Linked DNA regions of Homo sapiens: region 2 is linked to region 1. A link is an interaction called in ENCODE POLR2A ChIA-PET data of the cell type or tissue named here. Cell type or tissue: HepG2. All regions are shown on one strand. Links, peaks and the distances in the headings refer to the core of each region. The heading gives the core; the rest is flanking DNA.

Region 1 (15,027 bases), core at 6,350-11,349:
CTCACTCTGGGGTTCTTGCAGTCTGTTCTCCGCAAACCAATGTCCTTCTAGGAGGAAGCACTCCTAAAGGACCCATGGCCCGGTTCCTGGTTGCTCCCCATGGCTGGGGTGAGCCCTGGATGGGAGCGTTGCTCGTAGGTGAGGGTGTGGCTGAGAACTGAGGTTGGGGAGGGCATTTCTCAGAGGTTATATCAGAGCTCTAGTCTTGGCTGGTCCCATTTCCAGCTTCCCAGAGCCTGCGTACCTGACAAATGTGCATTGTCCCAGACTCACTCTATTAAACAATCATGTCTTAAAGGGGAAGTTGCAGGGCAGGGAATCTTTGAGTAGGACAAGCCAAATTAATTTCTTGCTCCACCTCTGTCATCTGTGTGATCTGAGGTAAGTCACTTGACCTCTCTGATTAATTTCCTTATTTGCAAAATGGGGCAATGATTGTACTTCCCCTTCGGGCTGCTATGAAAATCAAAGAAACCCCATTTTGAGAGCCTGGAAAATAGTAGGCAGGAGGCTTTAGGCGATGATGAACAGAAATGATGAAACGATAAAGAAGGTAGGAAAATAGGATAGTCCCGTAACTGATGATACTCTCTGATACTTACCGAGCACTGAGGATGGGCCAGGCCCTGCTCCAGGAGCTTGACATAAACAGTCTAGTCCTCTCAGCTCCTCTACAAGGGGGCACTGTGAATTAATCTGCTTTGCATTGCTATAAAGGAAAACCTAAGGCTGGGTAATTTACAAAGAAAAGAGGTTTATTAGGCTCATGGTTCTGCAGACTGTACAAGCATGGCAGCATCTGCTCAGCTCATAATGAGGCTTCAGGAAGCCTATCATCATGGCAGAAGGTGAAGGGGAAGCTGAGTATCACCTAGTGAAAGAGAGGCAAGAGAGATACCAGGCTCTTTTTTTTTTGAGATGGAATTTCACTCTTGTTGCCTAGGGTGGAGTGTGATGGCACAATCTCGGCTCGCTGCAACCTCTGCCTCCCCGGTTCGAGTGATTCTTCTGCCTTAGCCGCCCAAGTAGCCAGGATTACAGGTGCCCACCACCAGGCCAAACTACTTTTTTGTATTTTTAGTAGAGATGGGGTTTCACCATGTTGGCTAGGCTGGTCTTGATCACCTCAGGTGATCTGCCCACCTTGGCCTCCCAAAGTGCTGGGATTATAGGCATGAGCCACTGTGCCCAGCCTTTATTTTTTTATTATTTATTATTATTTTTTTGAGATAGGGTCTCACTCTGTCACCCAGGCTGGAGTGCAGTGGTGCAGGCTTGGCTCACTGCAACCTCTGCCTCCCAGGCTCAGGTGATCCTCCTGCCTCAGCCTCCCAAGTAGCTGGGACTACATGTGTATGCCACCATGCCTGCCTAATTTTTGTAGAGACAGGGTTTCACCATGTTGCTCAGGCTGGTCTCGAACTCCTGGGCTCAAGTGATTCTCCTGCTCCAGCCTCCCAAAGTGCTGGGATTACAGGCATAAGTCACTGCACCCGGCCTGCCAGGTTCTTTTAAACAACCAGCTTTTGCATGAATGAACAGAGCGTGAATGCCTTCATTACCGCAAAGATGGCGCCAAAGCCTCATGAGGGATTGCCCCATGACCCAAAAACCTCCCACTAGGCCCACATCCATCATTGGGGATCACATTTCAACATGAGATTTGGAGGGGACAAACATCCAAACGATATGACACTGTTACTATGGGCCCCATTTTCCAGATGAGGATGGAGGCCCAGAGGCAGCACCGTATAGTCGCCGATGCCATGGATTCAGATTTGGCTCTGCAATTTGCACTGTGTGAACTTCAACAAGCCATTTAAACTCTCAAGGCCTCAGTCTCCTCATCTGCAAAATGGGTAGCTCTAACCCCTGCCTCACAGGGTTGTTGGGAGGTTCAATGAATTGCCATTTGTAAAGCACACAGAACAGTTCCCGGCACACAGCAAACGATTAATAAGTGTTTAAGAGAAAACAGGCCAGGTATGGTGGCTCGAGCCTGTAATCCCAGCACTTTGGGAGGCTGAGGTGGGCAGATCACCTCAGGTCAGGAGTTCGAGACTAGTCTGGCCAACATGGTGAACCTTGTCTCTACTAAGAATACAAAAAATTAGCCGAGTGTGGTGGTGTGCACCCATAGTTCCAGCTACTTGGTAGGCTGAGGCACGAGAATCACTTGAACCTGGGGGGCGGAGGCTGCAGTGAGCCGAGATCACACCACTGCACTCCAGCCTGGGCAACAGAGTGAGACTCTGTCTCAAAAGACAGAGAGAGAGAGAGAGAGAAGGAGAGAGAGAGAGAGAGAGAGAGAGAGAGAGAGAGAGAGAGAGAATAGCCAGAGATGTGGGTAAATTGCCCAGAGTCACAGAGTCACATAGCCATGTAAAGCAGGTGTTAGAATCAGAGACTGGCTCTGGAATCTTCCCTGTTAATCACCCCATAGCATTGCCTTTTGAGCAATAAGGGAGGGCACTTAGGGACCCTGAGGAGGTACCCAATCTGCTCCCAGGAGGCCAAGAAGCTTCTTGGAGGAGGTGACATCTGAATTTATCCTGGAAGGAAGAGCAGGAGTTAATTGGCAAGGGGAGGGCAGGAATTTACAAATGTAAAAAGCCCAGAGGAAAGAAAAACAGTGCACATTCTCCATGATGTGGATTTAATCTGAATGGCATGTGCTGTTCAAGCAAGTGATCAGCAAAAGACAGGACTGGGGACAGGGCCAATGGATAGATCAGGAAGGGTCATGTGTATAAATTTATTTTGCACATCACAGGTTATTTTCTCAGGCTGAATTCCTGAAAATAAAATAGCTAAGTCAGATTTTAATTCTTGATACATGGCATAAAATTGCCCTTCGAAATTATTGTGGCAATGTAGCCTGCCATGAAATGTACATGAGAGTGCCCATTTCTGAACATCCTTGCCCACACTGGGCATTATTGTTTTAAGATGCTTTGGTGATTTTATATTACTAAAGGTTTCCAAGGGGAGGGTAGACATTGAAGTCCTGGGGACAATGGTGTTTGAGGAAGAGGGGCCTGGAGGGGTGTGCAGGGAAGATACCAGTTGGGAAGGAGGGGAGGTAAGAAGGGAAGAGACTGGTTTGTGGATTCGACATGTAACAGAGGCAACTCCTAATGTCTTTTAGGTTTGAGATGCTTCTGATGGGGAAGAAATCTCAATTAGAAAACAAGACTTCCTGAGAAGGTCCCCATCCTTAACCCTGAAGTGACAGGAAGCTCATCACCTCCCCTCCTGAACAGCCTATTACACTATCTGGTCCCACAGACACGTTTCTGTTACCATCCATACTAGTTTCCAGCGGTGGTTTTGGCAAATTATTTAGGTTGGTGCAAAAGTAATGGCAAAATCTGCAATTACTTTTGTACCAACCTCATACTACAAACTTGTTAACCTAAAACAACAGCATTTTATTCTCTCACTGCTCCAGAGGGCAGAAGTTGAAATCAAGGTGTGCATAGGCCGAGCTCCCTCTGCAGGTTCTAGGAGGAACCTCCCTTGACACTTCCAGCTTCTGGTGGCCCCAGGTGTTATTCAGCTGATGGCTGCATCAGTCCAGTCCCTGCCCCAGTGTTCACATGGCCTTATCCTCTGTGTATCTGTGTATCCGTGTCTTCTCCACTTCTCTCTCTCTCTGTCTTTTTTTTTTTTTTTTTTGAGATGGAGTCTCACTCTGTTGCAAGGCTGGAGTGCAGTGGCGCAATCTCGGTTCACTGCAACCTCCATCTCCTGGGTTCAAGCGATTCTCCTGCCTCAGCCTCCCGAGTAGCTGGGATTACAGGCACCTGCCACCATGCCTGGCTAATTTTTGTATTTTTAGTAGAGACAGGGTTTTGCCATGTTGGCCAGGCTGATCTCAAACTCCTGACCTCAGGTGATCTGCCCATCTCTGCCTTCCAAAGTGCTGGGATTACAGGCATGAGCCACCTTGCCCGGCCTTCCTCTTCTCTCTCTTATAACAACACTTTGTCATTGGATTTAGGGCATAGCTGGACAATCCAGCATGACTTCATCTCAAGATCTTTAACTTAATTACATCACGAGGATCCCTTTCCAAATAAGGCCATATTCTCAGGTCCTGGGTGGACATATTTTTTTTAGGGGGCCACCATTCAACCCCCTAAACCATCATGATCATCTTTTTTTTTTTTTTTCTTTTGAGACGGAGTCTCGCTCTGTCACCCAGGCTGGAGTGCAGTGGCGCGATCTCGGCTTACCGCAACCTACGCCTCCTGGATTCAAGCGATTCTGCTGCCTCAGCCTCCTGAGTAGCTGGGATTACAGGCATGCACCACCATGCCTGGCTAATTTTTGTATTTTTAGTAGAGACGGGGTTTCACCATGTTGGTCAGATTGGTTCCGAACTCCTGACCTCGTGATCCGCCCACCTCGGCCTCCCAAAGTGCTGGGATTACAGGCATGAGCCACCACGCCCAGCCGGAAATTCTTTTTTTCTTTTGAGACGGAGTCTTGCTCTGTTGCCCAGGCTGGAGTGCAGTGGCACAATCTCAGCTCACTGCAACCTCCACCTCCTGGGTTCAAGTAACTCTCCTGCCTCAGCCTCCTGAGTAGCTGGGACTACAGGCGCGTGCCGTGCCACCACACCCGGCGAATTTTTTGTATTTTTAGTAGAGACAGGGTTTCACCGTGTTAGCCAGGATGGTCTTGATCTCCTGACCTCATGATCTGCCTGCCTCCACCTCCCAAAGTGCTGGAATTACAGGCGTGAGCCACTGCGCCCGGCCAGGAAATTCTTAACACTTGGAACCCCGCCTTCATCCCTAACTCCTGCAGCATTAGATCCACCACCCATCATGTGTTTAATAAATGCAGGTTGAACCAGATCCTGCTCCAGGAGTTACAGTGTGATTATGTAGCAGTACAATCTGGTTCAACTTTTATGTAACAAAGTTGTAAGTTGTTTTTAGGTTGCCATGGACCCTCAGGTCACATAAACTGAGCATGCCCAGGTGAACCAAGTACGCAACCACAGGGGAACCTAAGCATTTGGACCAAGGAGCAGGGACAGAATTAAGAAGCAGACATAACATGGCAGGATCCAGGAGCCAATCAGATCAAGCCCTGGCATCACCCCATCATGGCAGGATCCAGTCAGATCATGCCTCCTGGCATCACCTCATTGCAAGATCCAATCACATCATGCCTCCTTACCCTATGCTTATAAAAATCCTGACCCTGCCCCCAGTGTTGGGAGCCGAAAAGGCCAAAGGGATCGTGACCAACTCAGCATTCCGCTGGAGGCTATATGATCAAATAACAAACTGTTTATCATGAATGCAGGATGTGGGCAAACTCACACTGCCCTGCCACCAAAAGGTTTGCTGAGGGACATCATTCCCGGGCTCCGGGCTCCTTGAAGTTATCTACTGAGAATATTAGCGCCTATTGCTCAAAGGATGCAATCTCGAAAGCCTGCTGTGAACCAAACGCCCGACTGACAATTACTCGACAATCACTCCCCACTTTCTCACTATCTCTTTTGCCTAATAAATATGGAGGGCCGTGTAAAGCTCAGGGCGCTTGTCCACTAGAGGCAAGGTGCCCCCTGACCCTTTCTTCCAAATATACTTCTTTGTCTCTTGTCTTTTATTCCCATGTTTGCCCCACTTTGTTCAGTCCAATAGGTCCGCGGCACCCCAGCTCAGAGAGGTTACTGCTTTGGGAACTATCCCTAGTGTGCTCTTTACTTGTTGCAAGTAATAAAATCCCCATGCTAAATCCTCTTTGGTTGCAGTCATTGGGTTGATACCTGCCAAGTGTCTGAACCCACCTGATGCGTGGGTAACAACTGTTGTCAAATGTGTGAGTCTCTCTTGGGAAGAGCAGGAAACACCGTGCTGGTGGGCAGCAGTTGCCTGACTTTATCTTCTCACCCCGAAATCCACCCCCTCACTTATTTCAGTGATTTGAAGTGTCATGAGCCTCCCACCACCGGGCCTTTGCTTACACTCTTCTCTCCATTTGCAACACTCTTTATGTCAGGTGGGGATTTGGTTCAGCTGCATAAAATAGAAACTCAAATAACAGTGGTTTAGTTAATAAAGGAGTGTAGTTCTCTCTCATGTAAAATAAGTTGTGGTTGGTTGATCACAGACACGGCTCCGATTCTCTACTCTCTGTATCGAAGCACCTTGTAATGTGACTTTACAGCTTCTCCCACAAACAGGTGGAGCCTGTTTTCCTGTACCCTTGAATCTTGGTTGACCTCATGACTTGCTTTGACCAAAACAATGAGGTAGAAATAATAAAGTGGCAGTCCTGAGCCCAGGCCACAACAAGTCTTGTGCATTTTTGTCTGTCTCTCGAAGTTCCTAGGTTTTAGAGAGGTTTGTTACATGGTGATAAGTAACTGATACAGACATCTCAGTGTGGTCTGGTGACTTCATGGTCACCAGGTACCCATGCTGTGGGATAATTAAGGAATCAGAGGGACCAAGGGGTTGAGGAGGAATTATTTAATTATTTAGGTGCACCGACCCAGTCAGATTAACATCCAAAGGACTGAGCCCCGAACAAAGAGTCAAGCTACCTTTTAAGCATTTCGTGGGGTGGGGGGAGTTCTGTGCAGGGGGAAGCGTATTACAGAAGCAAGAATTAAAAACAGTTATTCAGTTAAGACATGCATTACATTATTTCTTACTTTTCAAGGAATAATATGTTTTACGACTTGAGATTATCTGTCTAATGACCTTGCAGCTGCACAGCTAGAGAAAGAGTCTTCACAATGCCTGGGAAAGGGAGCGATAAGGCTCACTAGCCACAGACAGAAAAACAGGCAGTTAATTTTAAAGGACTCCAGCTGTTTCTCTTCCTCAAGGGGAATTGGGTTTTCTTACATACAACTGAGTTTTTGCTTAGACAGTCTTTAATTTCTTTTGATTCCTGTTCCACGCAAGCTCCTTCTATGTTTCTGTTCCATTATATCAGACATAGCTTCCTTCCTTAAGTCAGTTCGTCATTCAGAATGGCTGCTGGAGCTCCAGTCATTACACTCTTCCTCACTGTCTTTGTCTACTTAATTCTGACCCATCCTTTAGATCACAGATGAAACATCAGATCTTCAGAAGAACATCTCTAATTCTCATAGCATGATGTATTTTTACTACATACCGCTTATCCTTGAAATCTGGGTAACTTGCAGCGTAACTGGCTCTGTCATTTACTAACTGTATGACTTGAACAAATGACTCTTCTTCTCTGAGCGTCAGTTTTTCTATCTATAAAATGGGGACAGCAAGAGATCCTGCTTCATGGAGTGAGAATTAACTGAGATAATTCAGTGTATGCCTGGCGATAGTAACTGCTGAACAACTGGCAGGTAGAATAATGTTTCCAAATTTGAGAGGTAAAACAGTGGAATGGGAAGGACCATGAACAGTGGATCCAGCCTGCAAAGGTTCAAATCCTGGTTCTGCCTCTTATCATCCATGTGACTTTGGGCCAGTGATTCTGTGTCTCAACTTCTCCATATGATAAATGGAGATGATGATAGTTGTATCTAACTTCTAGGACTGTGGGAAAGATAAAATGCGTTCACCATGTAACAGGACAGCACCTGATCATTGGTGAACAGTTTTGTTGTTGTATTTTACACACACACACACACACACACACACACGTATATATACACACAGAGAGAGAGAATAGATTGCTTCTGTTTCTCTGCAGACAGAATATATGTTGTTTCCACTTTATTTCCTGCTATAAACAATGCTGTCATGATTATCCCAGAAGTAAATATGTTCACATATCTATAATGATTATCTTAAGATAAATGTAAGAGGAACGGTGGGGTCAAAGAGAGTGTACATGTGTATGTTTTTGGATGCATCTTGCAAAACTGTTCTCCAGAGATCGCTAGCACTGGGTGTCGTCATTTAAAAATTCTAGGTCGGTGGTTTTCAAACTTCTGTTTTCTTTGTTTCTTCCATATTCATCAAGCAGTACATATTTGTCAACTCTCTCTGCCCCTGTACCTTGCTTTCCAAGTGGACTGCAGACTTTGAAAACCAAAGATCAAGGTGATTACCAAGTGTCCCTTCAGGAGGTTGCTTTCCTTGTTCATTTTGGGTCTTTGGACCCTGCTGGTGGAAATTGCTGCCATGCAGAATCTGAGGCAAAGAGCCTACTTTGATCTTTTATCTTGCTATCACTTGTTCTGATAAGCTCATGTCCACGTCCTTCAAGGCTGCGCAATATCAACCCCTCCACACTGGGTCGCAGGCCCTTAACAAAAATTAACCCAGAGACCAGGCTGGTGTCAATACCTCTGTAACCCCACCTAGGACCAGCACTGCATGGCTGGCGCCTCAGGTGGCAGAGGGGACCTCTGGAACCAGCAGAGGCTGCCTCACCCACCTCTGGGATAAACACAGGCCACACTCCTTGTCAGCAAATGCAGTGCCAAGCATTCTTTCTGGCCAAAGCAGCACTGGGGCTGGACCTTCTGTGATGGCAGAGCCTGGAGGAATCTGTAGAATTGGTAAGACCCAAACTGGTGCCAGTGGACCCTGCCCCAAACTCTCAGTGTGGAATCTGGGGTGAATGGGAGTGGGATCCAGGGAGCAGTACTGATGGGCTGTCTTCTGAGAGGAGGTAAAACCAAAGACCCTATAGAGGGCGGGGCTTTTCAGACACTATTGAACTTCCCCTAGGCCTGGCCTCCAGCTGGGAGGAGGCAGAAGGACAGCTAGACTGGTGAGGCATCAAAGAAACAGGGCTGGCCCCTTGGAAGGTCCCTGCAGAGGTGGTGGGCTTTGGACATGGCTCTGTCTTGCAGGTAACAGTTACGGATCATAATTTCTGATTTTCTTCCCCACTGATATCTCTCACCTGGATTGTTGCAGTCACCTCCTAAATGGTGTCTCCTGCTTCTGCCTTGCCTGGGGTCACCACATATAGCTGTATGGGTTGTGCACTGCACAGTTGCTGGAAGTAGCATTTGCATTAACTACAATGTGAATGGCAGCTCACTTCGTGGAGCTGAGCAATGTTGCAACTCTACCCTTGAGCTCCAAAATCAATGCAATCTGCAGCCAGAATGATCAGAATATAAGGTACATCGTGTTAATCTTTAACTCAAAACTCTCCAGTGGTTCTCTGACTCCCTCAGAATACAACGAAAAGTCCTTACAGGCTGGTGCGGTGGCTCATGCCTATAATCCCAGCACTTTGGGAAGCCAAGGCACAAGGATCACTTGAGCCCAGGAGTTCAAGACCAGTCTGGTCAACGTGGCAAAACCCTGACTCTACAAAAAAAATATAAACATTAGCTGGGCATGGTGGCGCATGCCTGTGGTCCCAGCTACTCGGGAGGCTGAGGCACGACAATCACTTGAACCCGGGAGGCGGAGGTTGCAGTAAACCATGATCAAGCTGGCACACTCCAGCCTGAGTGACAGAGCGAGACTCTGTGGCAAAAAAACAAAAACAAAAACTAAAACAAAAACAAAAAAACTCGTATAATTATCTGCAAGAGCCTGCATGATGTTCCAAACCAGAGCTAATACTGCCCCCTAGCGGGTATTTGACAATGTGTGGGAATGTTCTCTGGTTGTCTCAATGCCTGGAAGGAGCTGCTGCTGTTGTAGTAGGGAGAGCAAGTGGTGTTAAAAACTCCTTGCAATGCACAGGACGGATCCACAAGATGAATAATTGTCTTGCCAAAAATGTCAATGCCAGTTGTAAGTGTGATCTGTCTCTCTTACCTCTCTGACTTTATCTCTTACCTCTTTCATTTTCACTTACTCAACTCCAACCACACTGGCTTCCCTGCTTTTCCCTCAAAAACAATGATCTTCCTCCTGCCTCAGGGCCTTTGCACATGCTCTTCCCACTCCCACAGTTTAACTCCGATGAGTGAGACTCTAGCAGTGGCTGAGTCTACTGTCGAATGCTGCTAAGTGGCCTCTGTGATAGTGCTCTTTGCTTCCTCCCTTTGCCTTCTTCCTGAGCCTCTGCAAGAAGCAGGTGTCTGCTCAGCTGACGATCACATCCATCCCTCCCTGGGCCGTCGAGGGGGCAACGTCACCCTGTCTGTCCAGGGGATCCCTCAGAATCTCATCTCCTACAATTGGCTCCGAGGAGCAACCACCAATCAGGTTACCCGGATCCTCAATTTTAACTTCTTCAGCCATGGCTACACCCTAGGACCAGCCCACACTGGCAGGGAAACAGGCAGAGCTGATGGCTCCCTGATCATTATTGATGTGCGTGCATCTGACAATGGCATCTACACCCTGCATCTCATCTCTTCTGGTGAAAACAGTTGCCATCATGCTATGCTACTTGTCTCTGGTAAGGATTACCCTTGGGAAGCAGCAGGGAGGCTCTCTGGTAGCAAAATTAATAATAGCATTTAGAAAGTGCTTTCTGTGTACTAAGTATTGTATATCCTTTGCAGATAGAATGTCATGGGCTCTTCATTACAACTTTTAGATAAGATTTATGAGTAGGGGAGCTGAGGCTCAGGGAGCGTAACAACATGGCCAGTGGCACCCATGGAGCTGGGATTTGAACCCAGTCTCTGCTTAACCCTAAAGCCCATGTTCTTGAGTACTACGTTACAGTGTTATTTACATTTAAGTATTTAAATATTACCACCCCCACCTCATTATTAAAGTAACAATGCTCAAATCATCCTTCTTCTGAGTAATTATTCTGTATCCTTCCCTGTGCTAATCCTTTTAAGTAATTATCACATAAAATCCTTGTATAATATATACAATATATAAAGAGTTTCTACAAATCAATAAGAAAAAATACTTCAATAGAAAAAAACAGGAGAAAGATTTGGATAATCAGTTTGCAGAGGAAGAAATATAAAAGGTCAATCATGATATGAAAAGATGTTCAATCTCACTAGTAATAAAGGCAGTCCCTTACTCATAAGCCTGTTAAAACTTTTCAAGTGTGATTCTAATCAATGTTGCCAAGGGTGTGGGAAGTGAGCACTCCCAAGTGGTTGATGGGAGTTTAGGGGAAAAACATTTTCTGAGGGCTACTTTGTTTTTTCTATAATAACATTTTGAAACAGTTTATTTGGAAATAATTTCAAATTTAAAAAAGTTGCAAAAATAAAGAGTACAAAGAACACCCGTATGCCCTTTATTCAGATTCACCTAGTGTTAATATTTGTTCTCATTTACTTTATCATTTGTGCTCTCTCTCCCCCTTCTGTCTCCCCCTCCCTCTCTCCTTCCTTCCCTCCATTTGATAGTAAATTACAAACTTCATGGCTCTTTACCCCTAAATACATCAGTATGTATTTCCTAAGAACAGAGATATTCTCTTACATACCCACAGTTATCACCTTCATAAATGTCCAGGGATAAAATACTTTTATGTGCTCTATCATCCATATTCCAACTTTGTCAATTGGCACAATAAAATCCTTTATAGCCTATTCCCCCATCCAGTACAGGATCCAGTCTCTAGTCAGATACTGGATTTTGTGTCCTCTTTACTCTCTTTTAATCTGAAACTTTCCCACAGTCTTTCTTGTTTAAAATTCATCTTTTTAATTTTTTTTTAAAATTTAGAGATAGGGTCTTGCTCTGTCAGCTGGGCTGGAGTGCAGTGGTGCGATCACAGCACATTGCAGCCTCCAACTTCTGAGCTCAAGAGATCCTCCTGCCTCAGCCTCCTGAGTAGCTGGGACCACAGGCATGCACCACTACACTCATCTAATTTGTAAAAGTTTTCTTTTTTCAAATAATTTTTTTTTTTTGAGATGGAGTCTCGCTCTGTCACCCAGGCTGGAGTGTAGTGGTGCTATCTTGGCTCACTGCAACCTCTGCCTCCTGGGTTCAAGAGATTCTCCTGCCTAAGCCTCCTGAGTAGCTGGGATTGCGGGTGCCCACCACCATGTCCAGCTAATTTTTGTAGTTTTAGTAGAGACGGGGTTTTGCCACATTGGCCAGGCCGGTCTTGAACTCCCGACCTCAGGTGATCCACCTGCCTCAGCCTCCCAAAGTGTTGGGATTACAGGCATGAGCCACCGTGCCCAGCCAAAATTTTATTTTTCATTGACATGTGGTCTCGCTATATTTCCCAGGTTGGTTTCAATCTACTGGCCTCAAGAGATCCTCCCGCCTCAGCCTCCCAAAGTGCTGGGATTACAGGCGTGAGCCACCATGCCTGGCCTCTACAGCCTTTCTTTATCTTTAATGGTGTTGCCATTTTTAAAGAATATACTTCCCCATTTAAAAATTAAAACTATCTATCATCATCTACCTATTATCTATCTATCATCTACCTATTATCTATTATCAGTAAGGACTCATTAATTTCTATTTTCTGATGGTTTATAACTTGTTACTGTACTTAATATTTGGGTGCTTAAATTATTCTGAAGTTGACTAGTGGGAGCCCTTTTCATCTCCCTTGGGACATGCTGATTTTTTAAAAACACTCTGTGTCTGGCATAATAAGATATTCAGGGCTCACGTTGTACATATTCTGCTCCTCTCCGGGAATAAGTCATTTCTCTGGAGAGCACTGCTTCCTTTTAGCATGGAATGGTATTAGAGACCAAAGATCTAGGAGCTAGGTGCTACTTGTGTGTCTTTGCTTTTAGGCTCTTTCAGTGGATAGAACTAGAAAAATGTGTGCATGTGTACACACAGACATACACATATGCCCATATATGCACATAATTATGCATATTTTAGAAATCATGCATTTACACCACCACTCCTAATTCCAGGTTCTTTTTTGCTTTTCCCATTTGCATGTCCCTTCTTCCACAGTGAGAATACTGGCTCCCAACATTAACACATTTACTCATTTGCTTAATATAATAATTTGATATATCTATATACATTATAACAGTATAATATATTTAACATAGTCTTACAATTGCATCAGCCATACCACTACAAAAAACAGTTCTACTAAAATGAATTCAGGATTTGTTTGCAGTTCCCATCCTCCAACCCTGTTAAAGACTATGGGTATATAGTAAAATATACGTAAATTACTAGAGTTAGTCCTTTCATTTATTACCCCCTCCTTCCCTGTTTCCCTCCCTCTCACATTTCCTTCCTTCCTTCTTTCCTTCCCCTTCAGTATAATTATAATATTCATTTGAAATACAATTAGGTTAATTTGCTTTAGTTTGTTTTCCTGTTTAATTTTATTTTTTGAACATTTAGAATATTAACGTGCTTTCAAAAGTCAAACCTCGTTATAAAGACATTTCAGAGAAGGGTCACTCCCTCCTATATTCCTTCCACCTTATTTTCCTCTCACCTCTTACGGGTAACCAACTTCATTTCTTCCTGGTTTATCCTTCGTGTGTGTGTGTAAAGATAAATAGCTATGTGTATGTTTCATCATTCCTTCTTACACAACCGATAGCATACTCTATATGCTCTTCTGCAATTTGCTTTTTTCGCTTGACAGAATGTCCTGCAAAGCACTTCTTATCAGGCCATGGAGATCTTCCTCATTCTTTTGTTACAGCAGCATTCCATTGTGTAGAGGTACCATAATTCATTCAGCTACTCTCCTATGCTTGGGCATGTAGGTGGTTTCCAATATTCTGCAGTGATAAACAGTGTTGTAATGAATAACTTCGTGGACATGTGTTTTCATATTGCCAGAGGTGCTTCTTCAGGTGAACTCCCTAGAAATAGGGTAACTGGTTTGAAAAGCAGATCCATACATAAATTGTTAGATATTCCCCATCCCCACTGCATTGCAATGATACAATTTTGCATTCCTACCAGCATTGTGAATAAGTGTATGTTTCTCATGGTTTTTTTTGTTGCAAATGGTTGATGCTTGCTGCATAACTCAGAGGTCCCTAGCCAGGAGATGCTCTGCTCTCCCCACTTCCCTCATCTGTGAGGCCATCCTCCTAGGGTTGTTTTAGGAGAGGCCATCCCCTGTGCCGTCACTGGAGGGGAACATGTAAGCAGCTGAGTAGACCTCTCATGACCATGGTTTGAGGAAGATTTTTTTTTTTAAATTACTGTGATAAAAACAAAGTAACATATATGTTCATTATAGAAAATACTTGCATGCAAAACAGAAAAATTTCATGTACTTCCACCTCCCAAAGAGGCAATTATTAACACTTAATTTCCTTTCAGATTTAATTTGTAAAATCTTTAATTTTGCTTTTCTTTTTAAAATTTGAAGTAATTATAGATTCACAGGAAGCTGCAAAGAAATTGTATCATGGAGAGATCCCATGTGCCTTTCATCCAGTTTCCCCCAATGAATACATCTTATATAACTATAGTTCAACATCACAATCAGGAATGATACTGGTGCAATGTGTGTGTGTGTAGTTTCAATTGATCACATGATCATGTAAACGCCACTGCAATCAAGTTACAAAACGGTTTTATTGCCACAAAGTTCTCCCTGGTGCCACCTTTTCATAGTCACGCCCACTTCCCTCTTTTCCCCCATCCCTAACCCCTGTCAGCCACCAAGTTGTTTTCCATCTCTATAATTTTGTCATTTCAAGGATGTTATATAAATGGGATTGTACAGTATGTGACCTTTTGCGAGCGACTTCAATATTTTACTCATGCATAATGCCCTTGAAATCCATTCAAATACAGTTGGCACTTGCACAATGCGGGGATTAGGGGTGCTGAACTCCGCCCAGTTGAAATTAATTTTTGAGTCCCCCAAAATTTAATTACTAATAGCTTATTGTTGAATGAAAGCCATATTTTGCATGTTCTGTGTATTATATACTGTATTCTTACAATAAAGTAAGCTAGAAAAATGTATTAAACTCATAAGAAAGAGAACATATGTTTACTATTCATTAGGTGGAAGTGGATCATTATGAAGGTCTTCATCCCCGTTGTTTTCATGCAGAGGAAAAGGAGGAAGAGGAGGGGTTAGTTTTGTTGTTTCAGGGGTGGTAGAGACAGAAGAAAATCTGCTTATAAGTGGACTTGCACAGTTAAAGCCCAAGTTGTTCAAGGGTCAAATGTAGTTATATATCAATAGTTCGTTCCT
Region 2 (15,027 bases), core at 4,357-9,356, 65 kb before region 1:
ACTACACTACAGCTTGGGTGGCAGAGCCAGACCTGTCTCAAAAAAAAAAAAAAAAGTTTGGGGGCTGGGGGAGCAAGCGCAGTGGCTGACGCCTGTAATCCCAGCACTTTGGGAGGCCGAGGCAGGAGGATCACCAGAGGTCCAGGAGTTCAAGACCAGCCTGGCCAACATGGCAAAAACCCATCTTTACTAAAAATACAAAAATTAGCCGGCATGGTGGCACATGCCTGTAATCCCAGCTACTGGGGAGGCTAAGACAGGAAAATCACTTGTACCCGGGAGGCAGAGGTTGCAGTGAGCCAAGATCGGGCCTCTGCACTCCAGCCTGGGCGACAGAGTGAGACTCTGTCTCAAAAAGAAAGAAAAAAGGGCATACTAACAGTACTTACCTCACAGCGTGGTCTGTAAAACTTAAACAAGAAACTGCCTAGCTCAATTTCGGGGATATAGTTTGTACTAAATAAAAAGCTGATATACCAACAATAGCAGCAGTGGCAGTGACAATTATTATTATTGTTGCTTTACAGTTGGCATCAAATAATAATGTTCATGAGAATGGTCATTCATTCATTCTTCATTCAGCATATATTTATTGATCCAGCCAGTATCCCAGGCACTGGGTATACAGCAGAAAATAAGACAGACAAAAATCTCTGCCTTTAATGAAGACCGTGTTCTAGTGGAGGGAAACAGACCATAAACAGATTAATACCAGAACTCCATCAGGTCTGGGGAAGATAAGGGTTATGGACCAGCCTGCAGTAGGGAGAGGGGAGGAGGGAGGGGGGAGAGAGAAAGAGAGAGAGAGAAAGAGAGAGAGAGAAAGAGAGAGAGAGAGAGAGAGAAATGAGAGAGAAACAGACACACTCAGAGATAAGGGCTGGGAGACAGAGACAGAGAGATTGAAAGAGATAGAGACACAGCATAGACAGAGGGAGATGAGAGAGAAATGAGAGGTGACAGAGAGACTCAGAGAGCCAAACCCTCAGAGACAGAAACTGAGAGACTTCCTGGTCCCCAGAGGTGGCTGTCCTGGCCAGGGTCTCCATGAGGCCGACTAACAGCTCTGGTCCCTGTGCTCTGACATCTTTATATGTTTTTTATTTTTATTATTATTTTTAGACAGGGTCTCACTATTTCACTGAGGCTGGAGTGAAGTGGCGCCATCATTGCTCATTGCAGCCTCCACCTCCTGGGCTCAACTCCTGCCTCAGCCTCCTGGGTAGTTGGGACCACAGGCATATGTGATCACACCCAGCTAGTTTTTAAATTTGTTGTAGAGATAGGATCTCGCTATGTTGCTCAGGCTGGCCTTGAATTCCTGGCCGCAAGCGATCCTCCCACCTCGGCCTCCCAAAGTGCTAGGATTGCAGGCATGAGCCACTGTGCCTGGCCCCACATTCCTGTATCTTTCTGTAAAATCCTTCCTTTGGCTTTTGGCTGGCTTGGAGGTTTCTGTCCCCGGGTGCCCTCTCTAACTTGGATCTGATGCTTGTGTATGACACATCTGATGCTTGGGGTCTCTCACCCTGGATGTATGTAGGTGAATTTCTAAATGGAAACAGGGAGGCTAGTCTCTTGGAAATCTCTGAATTTTCTGTCAGTGTTGTTTTGCTGAGTTATTTCCAAATTGGGAATCTGTGGCCATCGTTATGTTCCTCCTCTGGATGATGCTGTCACCATCTGGGATTCCCCCACTTCTCTGGGCTCCCAAGCTCCTGTGGCTCCAGGGACTCCTCTCAGGGCCCTGGAGGGTCAGAGGCTGCTCCGAAGAAGCAGGCTTAGAAGAAAAAGCAAGTTTGGTTCGGGGCATATCTGCTTGCTTCTGTGTGTTTCTCTGTCAAGAGTCTAAATTCCTTGAGTGTTTGGACCAGTTGTAGACATTTTCTTCACTCAAGTGCTGAAATATCATCTGATAAAATAGTGAATGGAGATCTCCAATGGGCATCTTATTTTTTGTGTGTGTTTGTTTGTTTTGAGACAGTCTTGCTCTGTCTCCCAAGCTGGAGTGCAATGGCGTGATCTCGGCTCACGGCAGCCTCCGCCTCCCAGGCTTAAGTGATTCTTGCGCCTCAGCCTCCCAAGTAGCTGGAATTACAGGCCTGCACCACCATACCCAGCTAATTTTTTTGTGTTTTTAGTAGAGATGGGGTTTCACCATGTTGGCCAGGCTGGTCTCGAACTCCTGAACTTAGGCGATCCACCCTCCTCAGCCTCCCAAAGTGCTGGGATTACAGGCGTGAGCCACCATGCCCAATGGGCATCCTCTTGATGCTGTGGTTTTCAAACTTCTGGATCCAAAAGGATCATCAGGAAGCTTGTGTAATTAAGCAAATATGAATCCATTTCCTTATTCTTCCCTCTCCCATTAAAAAATAAAATGGTAGCATTATTCTGTATCTTTCTGTTTTTCACTTAGCAACATATCTTGGTGATTTTCCCATAGGCAGATATATTGAGCTACCTCATTCATTCATTCACAAATGTGTACTATTCCATTACATGAATGCACCGTCATTTTTGAAACTGTCTTCAGGGGATGGGCTTTTTGGGTGTTTCCAGCCCTTTTGTACTTGCAAACTGTGCTTCCCTGGGTCATCATGTCCATGGCATTTCCCATGTATGTAACAGTATCTGTCATATTTATTCCCAGAAGCTGATTTGCTGGGCCAAAGGCCATGCACATTTGTGGTCTAGAGGATGTTGCCAAATTGCTGTCCAGCACTCATGCCAGCAAAGTAAGGTCGTGGAGTGGCTTCTACCCAGAAATGCTCACGGCAGTCAGGGAAGGTTTAAAATTTTCAGATATGCCCCCACCCCCTGTATTTCTACAAAAAATTAAAAAATTAGCCAGGTGTGGTGGCACATGCCCATAGTCCCAGCTACTTGGGAGGCTGAGGCTGGAGGATCCCTCAAGCCCAGGAGTTTGAGGCTGCCATGAGCCATGATTGCGCCACGGCCCTCCAGCCTCGGTGACAGAGTAAGACTCTGTCCACCCCAAAAAAGAAAATGTCAGATGTGAAGCTTTGTCCAGAAGGGTGTGATGTAGGAGGCCTGGGAGCAGGGGGAGAAAGAAAGACATGGAGAGGAAGAAAAGGAGATTGGGAACGAGGGCTCCAGAGACTCCCTTGGTTCAAATTCTGCTTCCACTAATTGGTAGCTGGGAATCCTAAGCAACTGGTATCGCTTCTCTTGCCTCTTTTTTCTCATCCATAAAATAGGGGGTCATAAAATCATGTGGTGTTAGTTAAATAAGTTATTTAGAAATAAGTTATATGTGGCTGGGCATGGTGGCTCATGCCTGTAATCCCAGCACTTTGGGAGGCTGAGGTGGGTGGATCATTTTGAAGGGGGCCTGCCCCTCCACACCTCTGAGTATTTCTCACAAGGTGGAGACGAGAGACTGAGAAAAGAAATAAGACACAGAGACAAAGTATAGAGGAAGAAAAGTGGGCCCAGGGGACCGGTGCTCAGCAAGTGAGGACCTGCACCGGCACTGGTCTCTGAGTTCCCTCAGTATTTATTGATCACTATCCCTACTATCTCGGTGAGGGGGATGTGGCAGGACTATAGGGTAATGGTGGGGAGAGGGTCAGCAGGAAAACGTGAGCAAAGGACTCGGTGTCATAGATAAATTTAAGGAAAGGAGCTGTGCCTGGATGTGCACGTAGGCCAGATTTATGTTTGACTTTACACAAATATCTCAGTGCAGTAAAGAGCAGTATTGCTGCCAGTGTGTCTCACCTCCAGCCATAAGGCAGTTTTCTCCTATCTCAGTAAATAGAATGTACGATCGGGTTTTACACCGAGATATTCCATTCCCAGGGACGAGCAGCAGACAGATGCCCTCCTCTTATCTCAACTGCAGAGAGGCCTTCCTCTTTCACTAATCCTCCTCAGCACAGACCTTTTATGGGTGTCGGGCTGGGGGACGGTCAGGTCTTTCCCTTCCCACGAGGCCATCTCTCAGGCTGTCTCAGTGGGGGAAATCTTGGACAATACCCAGGTTTTCTTGGGCAGAGGTCCCTGCTGCCTTCCGCAGTGTATGGTGTCCCTGGTTACTTGAGACTGGAGAATGGCAATGACTTTTACCAAGCATACTGCCTGCAAACACATTTTTACCAAAGCACATCCTGCACAGCCCTAAATCCATTAAACCTTGAGTCAATACAGCACACGTTTCTGCGAGCACAGGGTTGGGGCTAGGGTTACAGATTAACAGCATCTCAAGGCAGAAGAATTTTTCTTAGTACAGATCAAAATGGAGTTTCTTATGTCTTCCTTTTTCTACATAGACACAGTAACAGTCTGATCTCTCTTTCTTTCCCCCACACTTTTGAGGTCAGGAGTTCAAGACCAGCCTGGCCAACATGGTGAAACCCCATCTGTACTAAAAACACAAAAATTAGCTGGGTGGTAGTCGTGCACACCTGTAATCCCAGCTACTTGGGAGGCTGAATCACTTGAGGTGGAGGTTACAGTGAGTCAACGTCATGCCACTGCATTCCAGTCTGGGCAACAGAGTGAGACTCTGTCTCAAAAAAAAAAAAAAAAAAAAAAGAAATATATGGTCTAAAAAGTTATTTATTTAACTGCTCAACAAATGGCAGCAATTATTATTGATGTCTCCTGGGGCTTATGATTCTTTATCTGAAAAATGGGCATAGCATGGCACAGTGGCTCAAACCTGAAATCTCAGCACTTTGGCAGGCTGAAGTGGGAGGACTGTTTGAGAAGAACGCATTAAAGCTCTTTGGTGCGATGCCTGACAATTACCACTATGGAGACGTGGCTGCTCTTTAAACAATTTTTAAAATTTTTTTATTTTTGGCAGAGTCTTGCTCTGCTGCCCAGGCTGAAGTACAGTGGCACAATCTTGGTTCACTGCAACCTCTGCCTCCCGGGTTCAAGCGATTCTCATGCTTCAGCCTCCCAAGTAGCTGGGATTACAGGCCCGCACCACCACGCCTGGCTAATTTTTTTTGCATTTTTAGCAGACAAGGTTTCGCCATGTTGGCCAGGCTGGTCTTGAACTCCTGAGCTCAGCTCAGTCAATCCATCTGCCTCGGCCTCCCAAAGTGCTAGGATTACAGCTGTGAGCCACTGTGCCCGGCCAAAAAAATTTTAATTTTTAAATTTTATTTTTCTTAAACACCAACTCCAACCAGAAGACCTGGCTGCTCTTTTATTTATTTATTTTTTTTTTTGAGACGGAGTCTCGCTCTGTTGCCCAGGCTGCAGTGCAGTGGTAACGATCTTGGCTCACTGCAAGCTCCACCTCCCGGGTTCACGCCATTCTTCTGCCTCAGCCTCCCGAGTAGCTGGGACTACAGGCTCCTGCCACCACGCCAGCTAATTTTTTGTATTTTTAGTAGAGACAGGGTTTCACTGTATTAGCCAGGATGGTCTTGATCTCCTGACCTCGTGATCTGCCTGCCTCACCTCCCAAAGTGCTGGGATTACAGGCGTGAGCCACCGTGCCCGGCCATCTGGCTGCTCTTGTTATTAATGATCTTAATGTTGTTCTCTAGTACAGCTGACCCCTCCCTCACCAGGAAGCCCTCCTGGATCCTCCAGTCTCCATTAAGACTCCCCCCTGGCCTCCCAGAGGAGAGTGATGACTCTGGGTCATCACTGGGAACAGGTCTGTCTCCCTCACTGTACTATAAGCCCTAGGAGGGCAGGCCCAGGGCTGCTGTGGTCACCTCTTGAGGCAGGAGAATAGGGAATTAGGGTAACCAAGGGTAAAGCCATAAGCAAAAGAACGCAGGTACACCTAGTTCTAGGCAAGATTAGGCAGCACACAAGCCACATCCCCATTCGTGTGATAACAAGGGACAGGGTTTCACCATGTTGCCATGCTGGTCTTGAATTCCTGACCTCAGGTGATCTGCCCGCCTTGGCCTCCCAAAATGCTGGGATTACAGGCGTGAGTCACCGTGCCTGGCTAACATCTCTTACTTATTTTATTTTATTTTTGAGATACTGTCACTCCCTCACCCAGGCTGGAGCACAGTGGCCATGATCTCGGCTCACTGAAACCTCTGCCTCCTGGGTTCAAGTGGTTCTCCTGCCTGAGCCTCCCCGGTAGCTGGGATTATAGGCATGTGCCCCCACATCCGGCCAATTTTTGTATTTTTAGTAGAGATGGGGTTTCACTATGTTGGCCAGGCTGGTCTTGAACTCCTGACCTCAGGTGAGCCACCTGCCTTGGCCTCCCAAAGTGGTGGGATTACAGGTGTGAGCCACTGCGCCTGGCCTGCTATGACACATTAATCATGTAAGGTAAATAGTCAGTGGCTGGCACATGGAGAGCCCTCAACAGACAAGACTTGGACTCAGTTCTGCTACTATTATTGCTAAGCAGAATGCCATGTTAGGTGGTTCTGTGTTGGTCACAGAAGCACCGAATTTTCCTCAAATGTGAGATATATCCCCCAGAGGAGTTTCAGCCATACTTGTGTGCCCTGTGCCTGCTATCTGTCAGGATCCTCCTATGGAGAGGTATTAAACTTGAACAGTGCAAAGCTCAAAGGTTGATCTTATTTGCAAACATGCCTCTCCCACTCTCAGGAAGAGAGGCTTCATGAGAAACCATTCAGAAGTGGTGGTGTTTTAATTTATTTTTTGGTTCTTTTTGAAAAAGAGAAAAAAAAAGCAGCATGTGTAAAAGACATATTTTGGGGTCTGGCCAATTTCCAAGGTAAAACCTCCCCCCTGTTTTCTGAGCACTGAGCTCCCACAGACAGGGATGAGCCTCTGATGCTTTGCTTGCACAACGTGTCACGGCGATGGGACCAAGGATGGCACCGAGTCAACCCATCAGATGTTTTCTTCAGGTGTTTCAGAAACAGGGCAAAGGGAGTCTGGTTACGTTGGGTTGTTCCCTTGAACAGAGATGTTGTAGACTTGGAAGCTATGGGATGGGTTTTTTTTTCCACGTGGATAGAGAGGTACAAAGCACCCATCTGCAGAGAGAGACAGAGAACTGTAAATTCCACATGCAGGAGGAAAGGAATTGTAAGGGCTTGGGGTGGGGGTGAAGTGTGTGTGTGGGGGAGGCTGGCAGAGAGAGCTGTGTGTACTTCCACATTTCTTCGTAGATTGCAAAAATGGCCACAGATTTTTCCCTTCTTAGCAAGAGGTGGAGTCAACTTCCCCATCCCTTGAATTTGGCCAGTCATGTAACTTTGGCCAATGAAGTCCTTTCTGTGGCAGAAGTGATGGCATGTCCATTTTGAGCTTGAGACTTAAGGGGCCTTGAAGTTTCTGCTGTTACTCTTGGAATCCTGCCTCTGCCATGTGAACAAGCTTGGGTCACCCTGCTGGAGGATGAGAGACAACATGAAGGAGAGGCCAGTTGTCCCAGCTATGAGGCTATCCTAGTCCAGACAGCCCCTGGGCAATCTGTCAACTGACCCCAGATGCAGGAGCGAGCCTGGCAGAGACCAGAACTACCCAGCTGAGCCCAGCCCAAATGGATGACCCATGAAATTGCAAGCTAAATAAATGGCTGTTGTTTCAAGCCAGTGAATTTTGGGGAGGCAGTTTGTTACAAAGCAAATGCTGACTCACACCTATGGATTGCTGAAAAATTTCATAGGTCCTTATATTAAACTGTTCATTTTATTTTTTCCTGAGCTACGTCAGTGAGTTTCTTTTGCATGGAGCCCAAGAGGTTTATGAAATATAGACTGCTTGTTTAGGCAGCTTCCAGGAATTTGATGAGCTGGGCAGATGGGGTGCTGGCAGTTGGCAAAAGAAGAGAAAAGCAGCTCCTGGAGCTCTCCACAGGAGGGGAACATCTCACAGACAAATGACCAGGGAACCAGGAGGGAGGAAATCACATATGGAGTCTCTGCCCAAGAACTTCTTTCTGTTCCCAAACCTAGGATTTCCTTCACACCCTTCCTGGTATTACCTCTTCAGCTGACAGGAGAGTTGCCCACATTTCAGCTGCATATTCCTATTCTCTGCCTGTCAGTCCTGCAGTGGAGAGAGAGAGAGAGACAGAGAGAGAGAGAGAGAGAGAGAGAGAATAAGAATCATCGACTGAATTATTATCCGTTCCCCAAATTAATATGTAGTCCTAACCCTCCAATGTGACTATATTTGGAGATAGATTCTTCAGACACAGTAAGGTTAAATGAGATCATAAGAGTGGGGTCCTGATCCAATAAGACTGGTATCCTTACAAGAAGAGGAAGAGACCCCAGGGATGAGCATAGAGAAAAGGTCACGTGAGGACACAGTGAGAAGGTGGCCTTCTGCAAGCCATGGAGAGGGGCACTATGGGACATCAAACTGGCTGCCACCTTGATCTTGGACTTCCAGCATCCAGACTGTGAGAAAATAAATTTTTGTTGTTTAAGCCCCCCCGGTCTGTAGCATTTTTGTTACAGCAGCTGGAGCAAACTAATACAATCATCATCATCACATGGCTGAGGTTTATTGAAGGCTCATCACATTCCAGGCACTGTTCACAGCTCATGACTCCCACCATTTTACTTAATCCTCACTCCTGTCTTTGGAGGGAAGTATAATCACATCCCTGGGTTTTTTTTTTTTTTTCTTTTTTCTTTTTTTTGGAGACAGTCTGGTTCTGTTGCCCAGGCTGGAGTACAGTGGCGCTATTTTGGCTTACTGCAACTTCCGCCTCCCAGGTTCAAGAGATTCTGTTGGGAACATGCCCCCCAAAATCTGGCCATAAACTGGCCCCAAAACTGGCCATAAATAGTGGCCTGACCCTCCAGTTCTTTCTTTTCTGGAGGACGCTGGGCGAAAAGTAGTTGCCCCAGTGACTGTTCGAGCAGCGCCTGGAGCGACTGCTGTCAGTTCTATTCAGGCAGGAATCCAGCAAGCTAGAAGAGAAGGTGATTTAGAGGCTTGGCAGTTCCCTGTTAGAATACACCCCCCAGATCAACAGGGAAATATTATAGCTACATTTGAGCCTTTTCCTTGTAAATTACTCAAAGAATTTAAACAAGCTATTCATACTAAAAAAGAATGTAGAAATAATCAGCAAGTCAGCTGCCAGATAGGGGAAAAAAGAAAACTGCTGAGTCTGAAATATGTCCAACATGTAAAAAAGGAAAACACTGGGCTAATCAGTGTCACTCTAAGTTTGATAAAGAAGGGAACCTGATTTCAGGAAATGCCATGAGGGGCCTGTCCTGGGCCCCATTCCAAACTGGGGCATTTCCAGCTCAGGCCATTCCCTCACACCCGTACAATGTCTGTCCCCCGCCACAGCCGGTAGTGCCGCAGTAGATTTATGCTGCACAAAAGCTGTGAGCCTTCTGCCTGGGGAACCCCCGTAAAAGGTCCCAACAGGAGTCTGTGGACCCTTGTTAGCGGGGACAATAGGATTACTTTTAGGAAGGTCTAGTTTAAGTTTAAAAGGGGTACAAACACATACAGGAGTCATTGATTCAGATTACAATGAGGAAATTCAAATTGTTACATCTACTTCTGTTCCCTGGAAAGCAGAGCCAGGAGAGCGCACAGCACAGCTCCTGATTGTGCCGTATGTGGGAATGGGGAAAAGTGAAATTAAATGAACAGGAGGATTTGGAAGCACAAAGAAACAAGGCAAAGCAGCTTATTGGGTAAATCAAATTACTGATAAACATTCCACCTGTGAAATAACTATTCAGGGAAAGAAATTTAAAGGCTTGGCAGATACAGGAGCGGACATTTCAATCATTTCTCTACAGCACTGGTCGTCCACGTGGCCAATTCAACCCACTCAATTTAACATAGTTGGAGTTGGTAAAGCCCCTGAAGTATATCAAAGTAGCTATATTTTGCATTTTGAAGGGCCAGATGGACAACTTGGGACTATTCAACCAATTATAACTTCTGTATCTATAACTTTGTGGGGGAAAGATTTATTACAACAATGGGGAGCACAAGTTCTAACTCCAGAACAATTATATATCCTTCAAAATCAACATATGATGCATGAAATGGGGCATGTCCCTAGCATGAGACTAGAAAAAAATTTGCAAGGTTTGAAAGAACCGCTTCAAGCGGAAAGACAAAGTTCCCGCCAAAGATTAGAATATCATTTTTGATGGCAGCCATTGTTAAGCTTCCAGAACCTATACCTTTAAAATGTTTAGAACAGTGGCCGCTGAGTAAAGAGAAACTGGAGGCTTCAGAGGACTTAAAACTGGCCTTTAATAGTCATAGATTTAAAAGACTGTTTCTTTACTATCCCCTTAGCTGAGCAAGACTGTGAACGGTTTGCATTTACATACTGTAGCCTGCTAAGCATTTTCATTGTTTTACAGATGGGTCTAGTAATAGTACAGCTTCTTATTCTGGCTTGAAAGGTAAAGTTTTCCAGACGCCCTATACTTCAGCTCAGAAAGCGGAGCTTGTAGGTGTAATTGAGGTATTGACTGCTTTTGATATGCCTATTAATATGATTTCTGATTCTTCATACGTGGTTCATTCCACACAGTTAATTGAAAATGCTCAGTTATGATTTCATACAGATGAACAACTGATGACAAAAACAAAAAAGAGGGAGAAACAGGGATTATGGGACAGCCCATACACAATTGAGTCTAGCATTATTAACTTTAAATTTTTTGAGCCTGCCCAAAGGCCAGATGTTATCAGCAGCTGAACAGCATCTACAGAAACCAGCTGCAAAGACAGAAGCAGAACAATTGGTTTGGTGGAGAGATCCAATAACAAAAAGTTGGGAAGTAGGTAAAATAATAACTTGGGGTGTTGGTTATGCTTGTGTTTCTCCAGGCCAACATGAACAGCTGATTTGGATACCATCAAGACACCTGAAATTTTAGCATGAGCCAGATGCCAAGGAAGAGACTCCGGGAGGATCCTGAGGACCCCCCGGTTGCAGCCATGTCGAGGCTGATGCTGAGGAGGACCCCAACTGTCACGAGAAACACCCGTCGAACACAGCCACCCAGCTGGAGACAGATCAAGAAGCTGTCACAGATGATGGAAGAAAACCTGAGGAAAGCGGGACAACCACTCAGAATGAGTAATGGTAGCTATGATAGTGGTAATCACCATTGCCGTGAGTATTCCTTAAAGAAGGGCTGACACAGAGAACAATTATACTTATTAGGCATATTCATCAATCTTGGCTGGCAATAATGCCTGGATGTAATCACTCTATGACACAGTTACATGTGCTTTCTGATCTCAGTATTTACCATAACAAATCTCCTCCTATAATTGAGGCATACTGCCCTCAAAAACCTATCTGTAACAAAATTGAACCTGGCCAGAAAAAATGAACATACTTGTTTAGGAAGATTGCATTGCAGAACAGGCAGAGGTGCTGCACAACGATTCCTATGGAATCATTATTAATTGGTCCCCTAAAGGGATGTTTAGCTTAAATTGCACCAACAGGCCCCCCCGCAAAACCTGGCCATAAACTGGCCCCGAAACTGACCATGAACAATATCTCTGTGGCACTGTGACATGTTCATGATGGCCATGACGCCCACGCTGGAAGGTTGTGGGTTTACTGGAATGAGGGCAAGGAACACCTTGCCCACCCAGGGCGGAAAACCACTTAAAGGCGTTTTTAAACCACAAACAACCGCATGAGTGATCTGTGCCTTAAGGACATGCTCCTGCTGCAGATAAGTAGCCATACCCATGCCTTTATTTCAGCCCATCCCTTTGCTTCCCATAAGGGATACTTTTAGTTAATCTAAAATCTATAGAAACAATGCTAATGTTAATAAATACGTGGGTAAATCTCTGTTTGAGGCTCTCAGCTCTGAAGGCTGTGAGACCCCTGATTTCCCACTTCACACTTCTATATTTCTGTGTCTTTAATTCCTCTAGCACCGCTGGGTTAGAGTTTCCCTGACTGAGCTGGTCTTGGCATGATTCTCCTGCCTCAGCCTCCCAAATAGCTGGGATTACAGGCATGCACCACCATGCCTTGTTAATTTTTGTGTTTTTAGTAGAGATGGGGTTTTACCATGTTAGCCAGGCTGGTCTCGAACTCCTAGCTTCAAGAGATCTTCCTGCCTCGGCCTCCCAAAGTGCTGGGATTACAGGCATGAGCCACTGTGCCCAGCCTGTTTTTAATTTTTATTTTCAATTAAAAAAATGTTTATTGAGACAGAGTCTCACTCTGTCACCCAGGCTGGAGTGCAGTAGAGCAATAATGGCTCACTGCCACCTCGAACTCCCAGACTCAAACGATCCTCCCACCTTAGCCTTTCGAGTAGCTGGAACCACAAGCATGTGTTATCATGCCCAGTGAATTTTTCTTTTCCTTTTTTTTTTTTTGTAGAGACATGAGTCTCGCTATGCTGCCCAGGCTGGTCTCAAACTCCTGGACTCAAGCAATCCTCCTGCCTCAGCCTCCCAAAGTGCTGGGATTACAATTGTGAGCACCACACACTGCCATATTCCTGTTTTACAGATGAGCCACTGAGGGGTTAAAGGGCTCCCCCAAATTCCACAAGGTCATGTACAGCAGAGCTGAGATGTGAATATAAGTAGCCTGGCTTCAGGTCCCTCTCCTCAACTACAAACAATGGGGATCTCTCCTGGCCCTTGGTGGGCATGGTAGGCATGCATGGGGTTCCTGCCTAGCCCATATACACTTCTTTTCTGAGAAATGTTCCTCCTCACTGGGAGGGTCAAGGCAGCCATGTCCATGACACGTGGCCTCATCTGCAAGGTCACAGCTGATTGGATGAGGCTAGCTCCTTCCAGCTGATGCCCCCATTGGCCTTGTCCCAGGAGTCTGTTGCTCACAACTAAATAGGTCTTGGCCACAAGGGCGGGGAAGACAGAAAGTGACCCTTCTTGCCTGCTCATGAGGGCAGGGACTTGAGGTGCCTGGGTGAGGATTTTCATGCCAGCCTGACTCCTCACCTTTCCCCTCTGTAGACTTAGATCAGGGTTTGATTCAGGGCCAGCCATTCATTCGCTGTGTGTCCTTGGGCAAGTTAATGAGCTTTTCTGAGCGTTAGCTCTACTCACTTGGGAAATGACGACAATAATAGCACCTAGCCCTGAGAGTTGGGGCTTTCAGCACCTGGTACGTGCTGAGGGGCCAGGACATCGGAGCTGCCACAATGATGAAGGCAATCTGGGTGGCCGAGGCTGCAGGCTGGCCCTCCCTTGCCCCTAGATGGTTGTGTGCAGGACTCATGGATGGAGACCTGGCCCCAGTTCCTCCCAGCTGGTCCACAATGTCTCCCTAAACCACTACCACCTACAGATTTCTCTTCCTCACAACATAGATTACAGAGGTCTGTACAGTTACTGATGGTGGAAAAGGCAGTGTAGACAGGAGCTAGAACAAAGTGGCAGGCAGGAGTCTAGGCTTGAATCCTTTCTCTCCAGCTGTGGGCCCTGGGCAGATCACTACTCTCTGGACTGAAATGAGATCTTCACCCCTACCACAGCCCCCTCACCTCCCCAGCTCTTATGGAGATTAAATAGAGTAATGCTTGGTGGCTTATGCTTGTAATCCCAGCACTTTGCAAGGCAGGCAGATCATGAGGTCAAGAGATCAAGACCATCCTGGCCAACATGGTGAAACTCCGTCTCTACTAAAAATACAAAAATTGGCTGGGCATGGTGGTGCCCGCCTGTAGTCCCAGCTACTTGGGAGGCTGAGGCAGGAGAATCACTTCAACCCAGAAGGTGGAGGTTGCAGTGAGCCGAGATTGCACCACTGCACTCCAGCCTGGCAATGGAGTGAGACCCCGTCTCAAAAAAAAAAAAAAAAAAAAGAAAGCATATAATAGGTGCTCAATACATGGTAAGATCAAGTTTTTTAAAAACATTATTTTTTTAATTTTTAGAAATAGGGTCTTGCTCTGTCAAGCAGGCTGGAGTGTGGTGGCACGATCATCGCTCGCTGCAGCCTCAAATTCCTGGGCTCAAGCAATCCTCCCACCTCAGCTTCCCAAGTGGTGGGACTATAGGTACGTGCTACCATACTCAGCTAATTAAAAAAAAAAAACTTTAGTTTTGGTAGAGACGGGGTCTCACTATGTTGCCCAGGCCGGTCTCAAACTCCTAGGCTCAAGTGATCCTCCTGCCTTGGCCTTCCAAAGTGCTAGGATTACAGATGTGGGCCACCATGCCTTGCTGATGGTAAGATATTAATAGCGTTGTAGTACTAGCCAACATATAGGATCAAATATAAGTCAGATGCCATCCTTCCCTTGCACTAGACCCTCCATGGCTTCCATCTCACTCAGAGCAAAAGCCAAGTGCTCAGAGAGCCTACAAGGCCTTATGCAAGGGTCTAGCTGCCTTCCCCTGCCTCCCTACTCCCTCTCTGACCCACATGTTACTTCTCTGCCCATTCTTCACACCACTCTGGCCACCCTGGGCTCCTCACTATTTCCTGAACATGCCAGGCAATCCTGCCTCAGGGCCTTTGCACTTGCTGTTCCCTCTGCTGGATATGCCATTCCTTCAGACCCTCACGTGGCTCCCCACTCCCTCCCTTTGTTCAAATGTCACTGTCCCAGGGAGGCCTTCCCTGACTCGTTAAATGCCACCCCACTCCACAATCTTTGTCCTGCTTCCCAGCCTCACTCCTCTCCTTAGCGCTCATCCAACATACTATCTTTTTTAAAAGATTTATTATTATTACTTTTTTGACTCAGGGTCTCACTCTGTGTCCAGTGTGGAGTGCAGTGGCATGATCCTAGCTCACTGCAGTCTAGACTTCCTTGGGCTCAGGTGATCCTCCCATCTCAGCCTCCTGAGTAGCTGGGACTATAAGTGCATGCCACCATGCCTGGCTAATTTTTATATTTTGAGAGAGATGACAAGATGTCTTGTCATGTTGCTCAGGCTGGTTTCAAACTCCTGGGCTCGAGTGATCTACCCACCTCGGCCTCCCAAAGTGCTGGGATTACAGGTGTGAGCCACTACACCTGGCCCATCCAATATACTATCTATATTTCACTCATTCATTGTGTTTCTTGATGGTGTCCCCGACCAGGATGCAAGTTCCATGAGGGCAGGGTCTTTCTGCTGTTTCTTCCC

The links. ChIA-PET counts read pairs that join two places held together with the same protein. Peaks named below come from ENCODE experiments on the same cell type or tissue, not always from the same donor. Only the 100,000 strongest peaks of a DNase experiment are listed, where the experiment ranks them.
Region 2: POLR2A ChIA-PET joins it to region 1 with 8 read pairs; 13 of 35 experiments call an interaction of 5 or more read pairs at or near these places.

Annotation. Positions count from the first base shown.
Region 1 is chr19:44,565,596-44,580,622 of GRCh38, reverse strand. No RefSeq gene overlaps it. Among named protein-coding and RNA genes, the nearest start is that of IGSF23, 40 kb to the left of the region's middle. RefSeq lists an enhancer at 1,795-2,326 and silencers at 3,348-3,642, 13,373-13,573. In HepG2, for the core only: a CTCF peak has its summit at 9,545 (motif pointing left); DNase peaks (open chromatin) are centred at 9,082 and 9,552; H3K4me3 peaks cover 797 bases.
Region 2 is chr19:44,628,360-44,643,386 of GRCh38, reverse strand. It overlaps IGSF23 (immunoglobulin superfamily member 23), which reads right to left. Exons shown (of 5, transcript NM_001205280.2): 4 at 7,922-7,986; 5 at 6,606-6,968. The coding sequence ends at 7,953. Among named protein-coding and RNA genes, the nearest start is that of PVR, 8.0 kb to the left of the region's middle. RefSeq lists an enhancer at 6,344-6,638. In HepG2, for the core only: no CTCF peak of the experiment used is centred there; a DNase peak (open chromatin) is centred at 6,516.